3 separate regions of the Homo sapiens genome follow, and regions 1 and 2 are each linked to region 3. Evidence: chromatin contacts called from ENCODE Hi-C or POLR2A ChIA-PET data. All regions are on one chromosome and are shown on one strand. Each heading gives the region's core, a stretch centred on a gene start or an enhancer-like site at or near the end of the contact. The rest is flanking DNA. Distances are from core to core; before and after follow the strand shown.

Region 1 (3,112 bases), core at 355-2,854, 6.4 Mb after region 3:
CTCTACACATAATTCTAATATTCTTCTATTTTCATGCAATACTGTTGACACATACAGCCTATTAATGGCTGCATATAATGCATATATGTGCATTATATAGATGTACTGTAATAATTTAATTAATTCTCTTAAAGTAGACATTTAGAGTATTTCCATTTGGCTATGTTATTGAGATGCTGAAATGAACATTTTGTCCAAAGTGAGTGCCAGCTGTTTAATTATCTCCTAAGGATAAACTGCGAGGAGGAGGAATTGCTGGGTTAAAATGCATGTCCTCTTTTTTTCCCGAGACGGAGTCTCGCACTGTCGCCCGGGCTGGTGTGCAGTGGTGAGATCTCGGCTCGCTCCAACCTCCGCCTCCCGGGTTCAAGCGATTCTCCTGCCTCAGCCTCCCAAGTAGCTAGGATTACAGGCGCCCGCCACCACGCCTGGCTAATTTTTTGCATTATTAGTAGAGACGGGGTTTCACTATGTTGGTCAGGCTGGTCTCGGACTCTTGACCTCGTGATCCGCTCGCCTCGGCCTCTCAAAATGCTGGGATTACAGGCGTGAGCCACTGCGCCCAGCCAAAGTGCATGTCTCTTTTCAACGTTTGCCTTCTGGGCTAGGCGGCTTGGCTCATGCCTGTAATCCCAGCACTTTGGGTGGCCGAGACCAACGGATCGCTTGAGTCCAGGAGTTCCAGACCAGCCTAAGATAGGGAGATGCCATCTCTCTAGGAGGATCGCGTGAGCCCGGGGAAGTTGAGGCTGCAGTGAGCCGAGATCGAGCCACTGCACACCAGCCTGGGTGAGGGTAAGACCTTGTTTCAGTAAACAAACAAATAAATAAGTTTGCCTTCCGTAAGGTTTCTAATAACGTTTTTCTTCCATCCACAGATGTAAACCTGTTTCCCCATAGTCACACCAACAGTGGTCATTACCAAGGTTTTACATCTTTGCTAAACCGAGTAAAAAGAAAACTTGCTGTTTTCATTTCCATTCTTGTCTAATAATAGTTTAAACAGTTTTGTATATCCTTAGTGGCTATTTGTTTGACTTTTTTGTTTTTTGGGAGGCCTGTTCTAATATTTGCTCATTTTCCTTCTGGGGTTGTTGGCCTTTTTCTTATTGGCTTATTAAGCAACATAATTAATATATATTATGTCATGTATATATAAACAATCTTATCTTGCAGTTCCCTAGTTTGGCTTTTAACCTATCGTCTTTTGAGCTGCAGTTTCAACCCAGTCTGTACAGGAAGTAACAACTGTCCAGAAGAGTCTGAAAGCCCTTGGGGCCAGCAGCCAGTGAGCGGAACCAGCACGTCCTGACAGACAGGTTTGCCCCGTCCCTTCCCTCCCTCCCCCTCCCCCTCCCCTTCGCCTCCCTGTCCCTCTCCCTTTCACCCCTCTTCGGGACGGAGCCAAAGAATGCTCCGCCTGCGCGCGCCGCTTCCGTTGCCATAGTGGCCGGGGGCGGGAGGCTGGCGCCTCCCAGCTTCTGTACTCCGCGAAGCAAAACCTAGGGAGCTGAGGCCTAGGCGAGGCGAGAGTCGCCGGCGTGCGTAACGTTGGCGCACGTGACTCCGGCCCGGCCTACAGGGCGCGTGCGCAGTGGGACTTGAGTGCCTCCTGGTCCCTGTCTGCCGGCATTCGCGGCTGCGGGGCCCGGAGGTGGGACTGGCTTCCCGGTGCCGCGAGGGCGGGTCCGGACAGCCTTCCCCCCAGTCCGGCGCACCATCTCCCTGCCTTGTGGCTGGAGGCGCCGCGGACCCAAAGGGAGGGACCATCCCGGGAAGCAGCCCCGAGAGCGGAAGTGCAGAATGGCTTCCTCGAGAGAGTAAAGTGCAGCCTCTCCAGACACTGGGGCCCCAGTGGGCGTGGGCGAAGGTAATCCAGGCCTGGGTACGATTCCGGGCCCTCCTTCGACTTCCCAGCGGGTGAGCCAGGGGCTGGGACTGAGTTTCCTCCAGGTCAGGGACCGGGCCTCTGGAGTGGGGTTTGGGACTTACTTCACTAGATGAAATGAGATATGGGGTGCCCGGCCCAAAGTCAGCCCTGGATACTCACTGGCCGTTGTTTTCACAGTTGCTGGTAGGAGGAGTTGGCGGAAGCACTTGGAACTCCTTTATAAGTGTCAGCTGTGAGGTAAAAACTGTTGATGAGATCTTGTGGGTTTTGTTTTGGGTTCACTAATTTGGGCGGGGGCTACATAACTGCCTACTTGAGTTTGCAATATGAGAATGGTAATAGCGACCCACTTAGCAGAATTATGATGTCACAAAGCTCAAAGGACTGTTTAATGAAAGGCTCAGAGGATCATATACTGGAAAATTTTTCCACACACGCTGTAAGCCACATGCTTTTTTTTTTTTTTTTAAGTCATGCATTTAAGTGCTGGAGTGAAGTTGAGGTGCACTATTAATGACTCATATTCAGAACCTGAAGAGAGAGATCCCTTTTGTGCTAAGTATGATATCCACTCATTTATTCAGTAATACTGAGTGCTTACTGTGTACCAGGCAATGTCCAACTTCTTGGAATGGTCTATGTGTAAACAAAACAAAGATCTCTGTCCTGTGGAGCTTACATTCTAGTTTGGGGAAGACAAATAATAAACAGTAAACAAAAAGAAGGAAGTTATAGGTTGGAAGTACATGAGTACCATAGGAAAAAAATACAGCGAGGTAAGAGGCATGGGGAATGCAAGATGCAATCTTAGGTAGGCTTCACTGAGAAAATGACATTTGAGCAAATATTGGAAGGAGGTGAAGGAGTTAGCTGTGCTGACAGCTGGGGAAAGAGCATTCCAGGCAGAGGGACCACCAATGCAGAAAGACTTTTGTCTTGGAATGTGCTTGGTGTCTTCAGTGAACAGCAGAAAGGCCTGTTTGGCTGGAGTAGTGAGTAAGGGAGTAGTAATAAAAATTAGGTGGCAACACAGCAAAAGTATAGTCAGAACGGTGGAGTGTCTGAATCACTTAAGTTGTCCTCATGTGAAGGTAATTTCCTATTAGCTTAGGTAAGGTTTCACAGCTTAACTACAGCCGTTAATTAGTATGTGAAGTTAATGATTAAAATTAGACTTTTTCCGAAATAGAGTATAGATGAGATCTAAACATGGCTGTAGTT
Region 2 (3,289 bases), core at 458-2,957, 5.1 Mb after region 3:
AAAATGCCAAATAAAGACTATTATAGGCATTCAGGAGGGAGAGAGGTGACTATGGACTAGGTCACAAAAGATTCACAATTTGACCTGGGTCTTAAAAGCGTAAGTAGGATTCAGCCAAGCTGAGGAGAGAGGACATCAAGGAGATAACAGTGAACAATGCCAAATACATGTCTACTACCGGAGGAAATTTATTTTTCTCCTTTTAAGTACCTCTATGTTCAAGTTTCTTTTCTGTGCTTTCTAACCTCTAAGATCACTATATATTTTTAAATGAATGGTGTAAGTCCTTACAAAATTTAGGCATTTTTTTTTCTTGTCAGATAAATAACAGTTCAACTGACTTTGTTCAGTACAACACTGACATCCAAAGGATACTCGGGTTCATCTGAAGGCCTCTTGGGCTTCTGCTGAGTTGGTTTGATTTTCAAATGGTCTATGTAGGCAGTAAGCTGCTCATGGAACATTCTCTTTTGAAACCCTGGGCATTTTTTGATCTCTTACCCATTTATCAAATCTCATCACATTAAATGGCTCCACAATGCAGGTGGCCTGTGTTTTCCTAAGTGCCTCCTCTTCTTAAGAATGTATTACTCAGTTCATTAATGTTTCATACTTAAGTATTCTGTGTATTTAATTTTTTATTTAATGAAATTTCTAACCTTCAGGCTGACGAATTATTCAGAATGTTTCATCCAAGCTGTTGGAAAAGTGCTCATTAGCAGGGAGTTTTGAAGATGGAATTTTAAGAAAGGGGTTGGCAGGATCCCAAACACATATAGATCTAAGCTTTCATAAATGCTTCCCTACCTTAGCTATGGAGGAAGAAATTGTTGATAAGCAGATAAGTTTTGCTTTAGTTTTTACATTTTAGTGACAATAACAATGATTTCTGTGGTCTGATAAAAGATGTTCGTTTAAAGAGTTATCTGCAGAAAGCTGTGTGGTCACTAATGTTTACTTTCATTGACAAATGAGATCGTCTTGTGTGGGACTATCATCATCAAATGAGACACAACTGAAACTAAAGCAGCCATGCTTACCATTCGGTTTAAAATTTTTAAAATTAAAATAATGCTCCTAACGAAAGGAGTCTCAGCTGAATTAGTTTGAGTGTTGGCATGGACTGGGCTCAAATCACCTGCTCATCTTTAACACCTGCCTTCAGATTTATGGGCGATTAAGAACTTAAGTCTGAGAACCTATGAGACTGTCACAGAAAATAAAATTTCAGTTCTTCGTCCATTAACTGGTTCAGATGAAATTTGGGGTCAGAAACAACCAGAACGTTAAATTTCATTGTAAACTTAAATCGCATTCAATGGTTAAAGACTACAAAATGTATGTAGTGCAGTTAAAAAACCTCACACAGCAAGAGGTTATTGAATGTTTAAAGATCCAAAATTTCAACTTTTTGTGGTTAAGTACAGTTATGTTGGGTAACAAAGTTGACAGCAGGTTTCTGTTACCCCCCTGTTGGAGGAGGAGGAGGCGCTACCACACGCTTACCTTAGGGAAATAACGTGCACTTTATAACCGTTCAGGTAAATCGTTGGGTGAGAAAGAAGAATAAAGGACACAGCCGGTGGAGGGACCCCAGCACACAGTCCCGTGGGTGCTCCGGAGGAAACGGCCGCAGCCCCAAATCTCCTAGTCTCTCTAGCAGGGAGTTTTCCCGCGGAGTCTCGCCTGGCGGCCGGAAGCCACCTCAAGCCGCCCACCCGGAAGCCGTCGTCTTGGCAACTGGGTATCGTCCCACCCCCTTTTCTTAGCAACGCCTATCGCCTTAGACGTCTGAGGTCAGCCGAGCCTCGATTGGTTCCTCTGTCTTTCACTCTGGGAGACGTTTGAGACCCAGCGTCTCTAGATCTCGTATTTGAATTTGTGGCGCTTGGTGTCCGCGAGTTGCCGAATGAAGCTGAGCGTCTCAGTGGAACCAGGGATCTCAGGGGTGAGCGACCGCGAGGGGAGAGCGACGAAAAGGGCGGCCGGAGCTGGAGGGGCGCGGAGTTAAACAAAAAAGGGCGGCCGGAGCTGCAGGGGCGCCGAGTTAAACACGTCATTTCCAGATGGGGGGCTTCAGGCGAGCTGCTTAGCTCCCCTGAGGCAGGCCCTCCGTCTGTTCGCCTTTTCGTAGCCTCTGAGTTTTTCCCTCACGTCGTTTTCCGGCAGTCCCAGAGACGCCACGCCTGCCCCCGTTCTGTTGCCCCTGATGGAAGGCTCCTCTTAACGCTACCTTCCCTCTTTCACAAAATGTCTCTCAGCTTCCTTATTTCGACGTGCTTACACCTCCCCCAAGTATAATTCACTCCCCACTGATGTCTTTGGTAGTTTCATCCTCGTCTTCATCACTAATACTATGAGACACGGGGTGCGTGCACTTGACGATGTAGAAAAATGGTTTTCGCGCAACCTGGTGAGCGTCCCACACCTCACAAATTGAATCCAAAAAATTCCTTATTCATAAAAGATGCTGCTGTCCTACTCTTCCCGACCGGGAATATCATGACGTGGAAAGCAGCAAGTGACAGCGTTTTATAAAGCGCTACAAAAGTAAGCTATTGATGCGTTCACATCGGAAACATAATTGTTTTGTTTTCGGTCGGACCCTCTGGATCCATAGGTTTCGTATTGGGTTTATGGATACTGTTCAGACTTTGAAATGAATAATGCCAAAAGTTACGTTGGAGGACAAACTGAGGATTGATCCCAAGCACAAAAGTAACCACTGATTAAAACCTTCTCTTCATTAACCTTTAGCTTCTTTGTCTATTGTGATACTTCTCCCACCCCGGTGGATTTAATTTCCATTGAGATTTATGAACATTTTAGGAGTTTACAGTCTAAATAGACAGCTTTCCCCACCTCTCCTGTATATGACCATGAAAATCCTCTATTAACTTTCCAGTTTGATAATGCAGTATGAGCTTCTATATGCTTAGCCTCTAGAACAGAGATTCTTTTGGGGGTGGGGGGTCTTAGTCCTGTTTAAGACCCAGAGGAAAACCTTGGAGCTTTTCTCCAGAATATGACACATACACACAAAATTTTGTATTAGTTTTAGAGAGTTGTATTTTGTTTTAGTAGAAAAGAGATCTGACTTTGTTGCTCAGACTGATCTCCAGTGTCAGCCTCCCAAAGGGTTGGGATTACAAGCGTGAGCCGCCGAGCCCAACCCTGTTTTAGGGAGTTTTAGATTCTGTTTTGAAATGTGGATATTAGTGGGACCCCAGTCCAATTCTACACGTTTATTTATATATATACACACACGTATGTCTATATATATAATTAT
Region 3 (3,109 bases), core at 1-2,500:
AAAAATTAGCCGGGCATCGTGGCACATGCCTGTAATCCCAGCTACTCAGAAGGTTGAGGCAGGAGAATCGCTTGAACCCAGGAGGCAGAGGCTGCAGTGAGCCGAGATTGCCTACTGCACTGTAGCCAGGGCGGCAGAGTGAGACTCTGTCTCAAAAAAAAAAAAAAAAAAGTGTATACAAATGACTTCTCTGAGTTTCATCTTCATTTGTGTCAGGCTTGAGGATATTTAAGAAGATTAAATGATGCAGTTCATATACTGTGGCTGGCACACAGCTGGTGCTCAGGGAATGGTAACCACTGTCATAAATCTCCCCATCATTAGATAAGCAGTTGTTTGCAGGAGGTATTTGCTATTTTTTGCCTCTTTCTAGGTGGCAGGGTGCTCACCAGATGTGGTTGGGTAACGGCAGTGTATTTCAAAGACCAAATGGCCTGAAAAAAATCAGTGAATGCTGGCACAGGGATTGCACAGTGCATCTGGATGCACGCAGGCCAGCCTCCAGAAAAGGAAACTGTGGGCTGGTGGCTTTTAACCACCCGGAAACCACAGAACTGACCAGACAAACCAGCCAAAGTAAAAGGCTGCAAAAACGTTATCTGTCCACTTTAGGGGCTGGCCGCTGGAATAATCACCAAGGTATCAACAGCAGTAGCAGCCACCCCGTTCTGAGCATGGTCTCAATTTTGACGTTTCTCATTTTATCCTCACAACAGCCCGGCAAGTGATCACAGGGTCACCTCCAGGCTCAGAGAGTTTACGAAACTGACAGACCCAAGGTCACAACTGAAAGTAGCCACCGGGGGACTTGAATCCGGGGCTGCCTGCTGCGGGTCTGTGCCACTGTCGGGGGTCCTGGGGTCCAACTCTGGAGACGCGGATTGCAGAACAGCCAAGCCGGCTGGGAAGGGGAGCAGCGTGTATGTAAACCATACTGGCTTAAGCCGGCTCTGTTCCTGGCCAGAGCAGTGCAAAGGTTCGGGGACCCTGCGGGTTGCTGGAGGCGAGTGCTCCCCCATCCGGCGCTCGCAGGTGGACTGGCGGGAGCTGCAAAATCAGTCCCGGCCAAAAGGCCCCGGTGGCCTCCGCTACGATCAAGGCCGGGCCTGACCAAGCTCGGGGTGCCAGGGCCCGGAAAGCCTTTACCTGACTGGCTCCTCGGGAAGACCAAGTCGTGACATTGCCCTGGGGAATGTTTGTTTCCGGGCGGACTCCTCGGAGCTGCTCGGTCGGTCGCGCTTGCGCAGAGCAGCTCTGGGCTTGGGAGCGGCCTAAAGCCAGAGAGAGGGGCGGGGCTTAGAGCACGAGGCGGGGTGGTGTCTGGGGCGGAGACAGGGGGCGGGGCGGTGCGAGATCTGGGATCGGAGGCCGGGATCGGGGCGGGGCGGGGCTTATAGCCAGAGGCGGGACTTGAGGTGGGGAGAGGCGCGGGGCGGGACTTAGGGCCGGGTGTTCCTGGTTGCTCAAAGCAGTTTCTGCCGGGCTCCTTGGGCTTCTATGGAAGCAAGAGGTATAGGAGGAGTTGTGGAATTTAGAGCTGGAAGAGTTAAAAAAAAAAAAAATACAGTGTTGGTGAGGTGATAATATTTTACACTCGCATTCGCTGTTGCTGGAAGGTTAAGGTGATTCATTCAACTTTTTGGAACTGCTGTCAGCACCTGTTCACCGACCACCTGTATGCACTGGGTGCAGATCCCACAGCTAGCGAAAAGACACGTGGAGCTCACAGTCAAATGGTAGAAACATAAATTAATCACACAGGGCTGGATGCAGTGGCATATGCTTGTAATTCCAACACTTTGGGAGGCCAAGAGGGGAGGATCACTTGAATCCAGGAGTTCGAGCCCAGCCTGGGCAACATGGCGAAACCCCATCTCTACAAAATAAAAATAAAAAATTAGCCAGGCGTGGTGGCACACACCTGTGGTCCCAGCTACTCAAGAGGCTGAGGTGGGAGGATCGCTTGAGCCCAGGAGGTCGAAGCTGCAGTGAGCCGTGATAGCACCACTGCACTCCAGCCTGACAGAGGTAGACCGTCTCAAAAATAAGAAGAAGAAGATAAGAAGTTTTTAATGCAAAAAAAAAAAAAAAAAAAAATCACACTGATAAAGCAGTGGCCTTTGGTCCTTCTAGAGCGTGTGAAGGAGAAATGTGACCCAATTAGGAGACAGAAGAGGCTTGGTAGAGGAAATAGAAGTGCAGCTCATCTTGAAAGCAGTAGTTCTCAAAGTGTGGTCCTCAGACCAGCAGAATCAGGATCACTTTGGTCCTGTTAAAAATGTGGACTCTGGGCCAGGCGCTGTGGCTCACACCTGTAATCCCAGCACTTTGGGAGGCCAAGTCGGGTGGATCACCTAAGGTCAGGAGTTTGAGACCAGCTTGGCCAACATGGTGAAACCCCATCTCTACTAAAAAAACAAAAATTAGCCAGTGGCAGGCGCCTGTAATCTCAGCTACTAGGAGGCTGAGGCAGGAGAATCGCTTGAACCTGGGAGGCGGAGTTTGCAGTGGGCCGAGATCGCGCCATTGCACTCCAGCCTGGGCAAAAAAAAGCGAAACTCTGTCTCAAAAACAAAACAAAACAAAACAACAACAACAACAACAACAAAAACCAAGAAAGAAAGAAAGGAAAGAAAGAAAAGAGAAAAGAAAAGAAAAGAAAAAAGACGAAAAGAAAAGAAAAGAAAAGAAAAGGTGGACTTTGGGGCCCATGTCACAACTGCTGAATCAGAAGCCAGGTGTCAGGCCCAGTGATCTGTGCTGTAAGGGGATTCTGATGCTCTGTGCGGGATAGAGGACATAAATGAGGAAAAAGGCAAGGGAGAGTGTTCAAGGAAGAGGGCAAAGTTTGTGCAAAGACAGCAGAAAGGGGCTGGAGAACAGTGTGTGTGAGGGAGCCTGGTGCGAGCTGAGAATCCAGGGGTCAGTGTAGGGCTGACTTCTCCCTTACAGGCACAGGACACACACAGTAATTTTAGGGACCTGTGAAAATGTTTTAATTGTAATTTCTTTTTAAATTAGAAGAAGAAAAGGTATGTAATAAAAGCAATATATAATAATGAATCCAGCTTGGATGATAGTCATTTTATGAATTCAGTCATAAAATATT

What was found. Hi-C counts contacts between places; a loop is a spot of excess contacts on that map. ChIA-PET counts read pairs that join two places held with the same protein, here RNA polymerase II (POLR2A). Pooled maps may share reads with other maps.
Region 1: a loop to region 3 is called in a pooled map, with 12 times the contacts of the local background. The contact joins the promoter of CMTR2 here to the promoter of NUDT7 in region 3. A Hi-C loop is called at or near these places in 1 of 168 maps with a recorded cell type or tissue (transverse colon) and 6 of 50 pooled maps. POLR2A ChIA-PET finds 5 or more read pairs at or near these places in 1 of 52 experiments (activated B cell).
Region 2: a map of B cell shows a loop between it and region 3 (19-fold over the local background). The contact joins the promoter of ZFHX3-AS1 here to the promoter of NUDT7 in region 3. A Hi-C loop is called at or near these places in 1 of 168 maps with a recorded cell type or tissue (B cell) and 9 of 50 pooled maps. POLR2A ChIA-PET finds 5 or more read pairs at or near these places in 1 of 52 experiments (activated CD4-positive, alpha-beta T cell).

Annotation. Positions count from the first base shown.
Region 1 is chr16:71,287,894-71,291,005 of GRCh38, reverse strand. CMTR2 (cap methyltransferase 2) reads left to right here and starts at 1,604. Exons shown (of 3, transcript NM_018348.6): 1 at 1,604-1,870; 2 at 2,069-2,128. It overlaps LOC102723786 (a long non-coding RNA gene), which reads right to left and starts at 2,206. Exons shown (of 4, transcript XR_933707.3): 1 at 2,051-2,206. RefSeq lists silencers at 1,332-1,401, 1,482-1,851.
Region 2 is chr16:72,663,551-72,666,839 of GRCh38, reverse strand. It overlaps ZFHX3-AS1 (ZFHX3 antisense RNA 1), which reads right to left and starts at 1,707. Exons shown (of 4, transcript NR_171704.1): 1 at 1,507-1,707. It overlaps LINC01572 (long intergenic non-protein coding RNA 1572), which reads left to right and starts at 1,870. Exons shown (of 14, transcript NR_126330.2): 1 at 1,870-1,948. RefSeq lists enhancers at 1,909-1,968, 2,009-2,128.
Region 3 is chr16:77,720,655-77,723,763 of GRCh38, reverse strand. NUDT7 (nudix hydrolase 7) reads right to left here and starts at 1,250. Exons shown (of 4, transcript NM_001105663.3): 1 at 1,147-1,250. The coding sequence starts at 1,181. RefSeq lists a silencer at 1,275-1,404 and an enhancer at 1,118-1,412.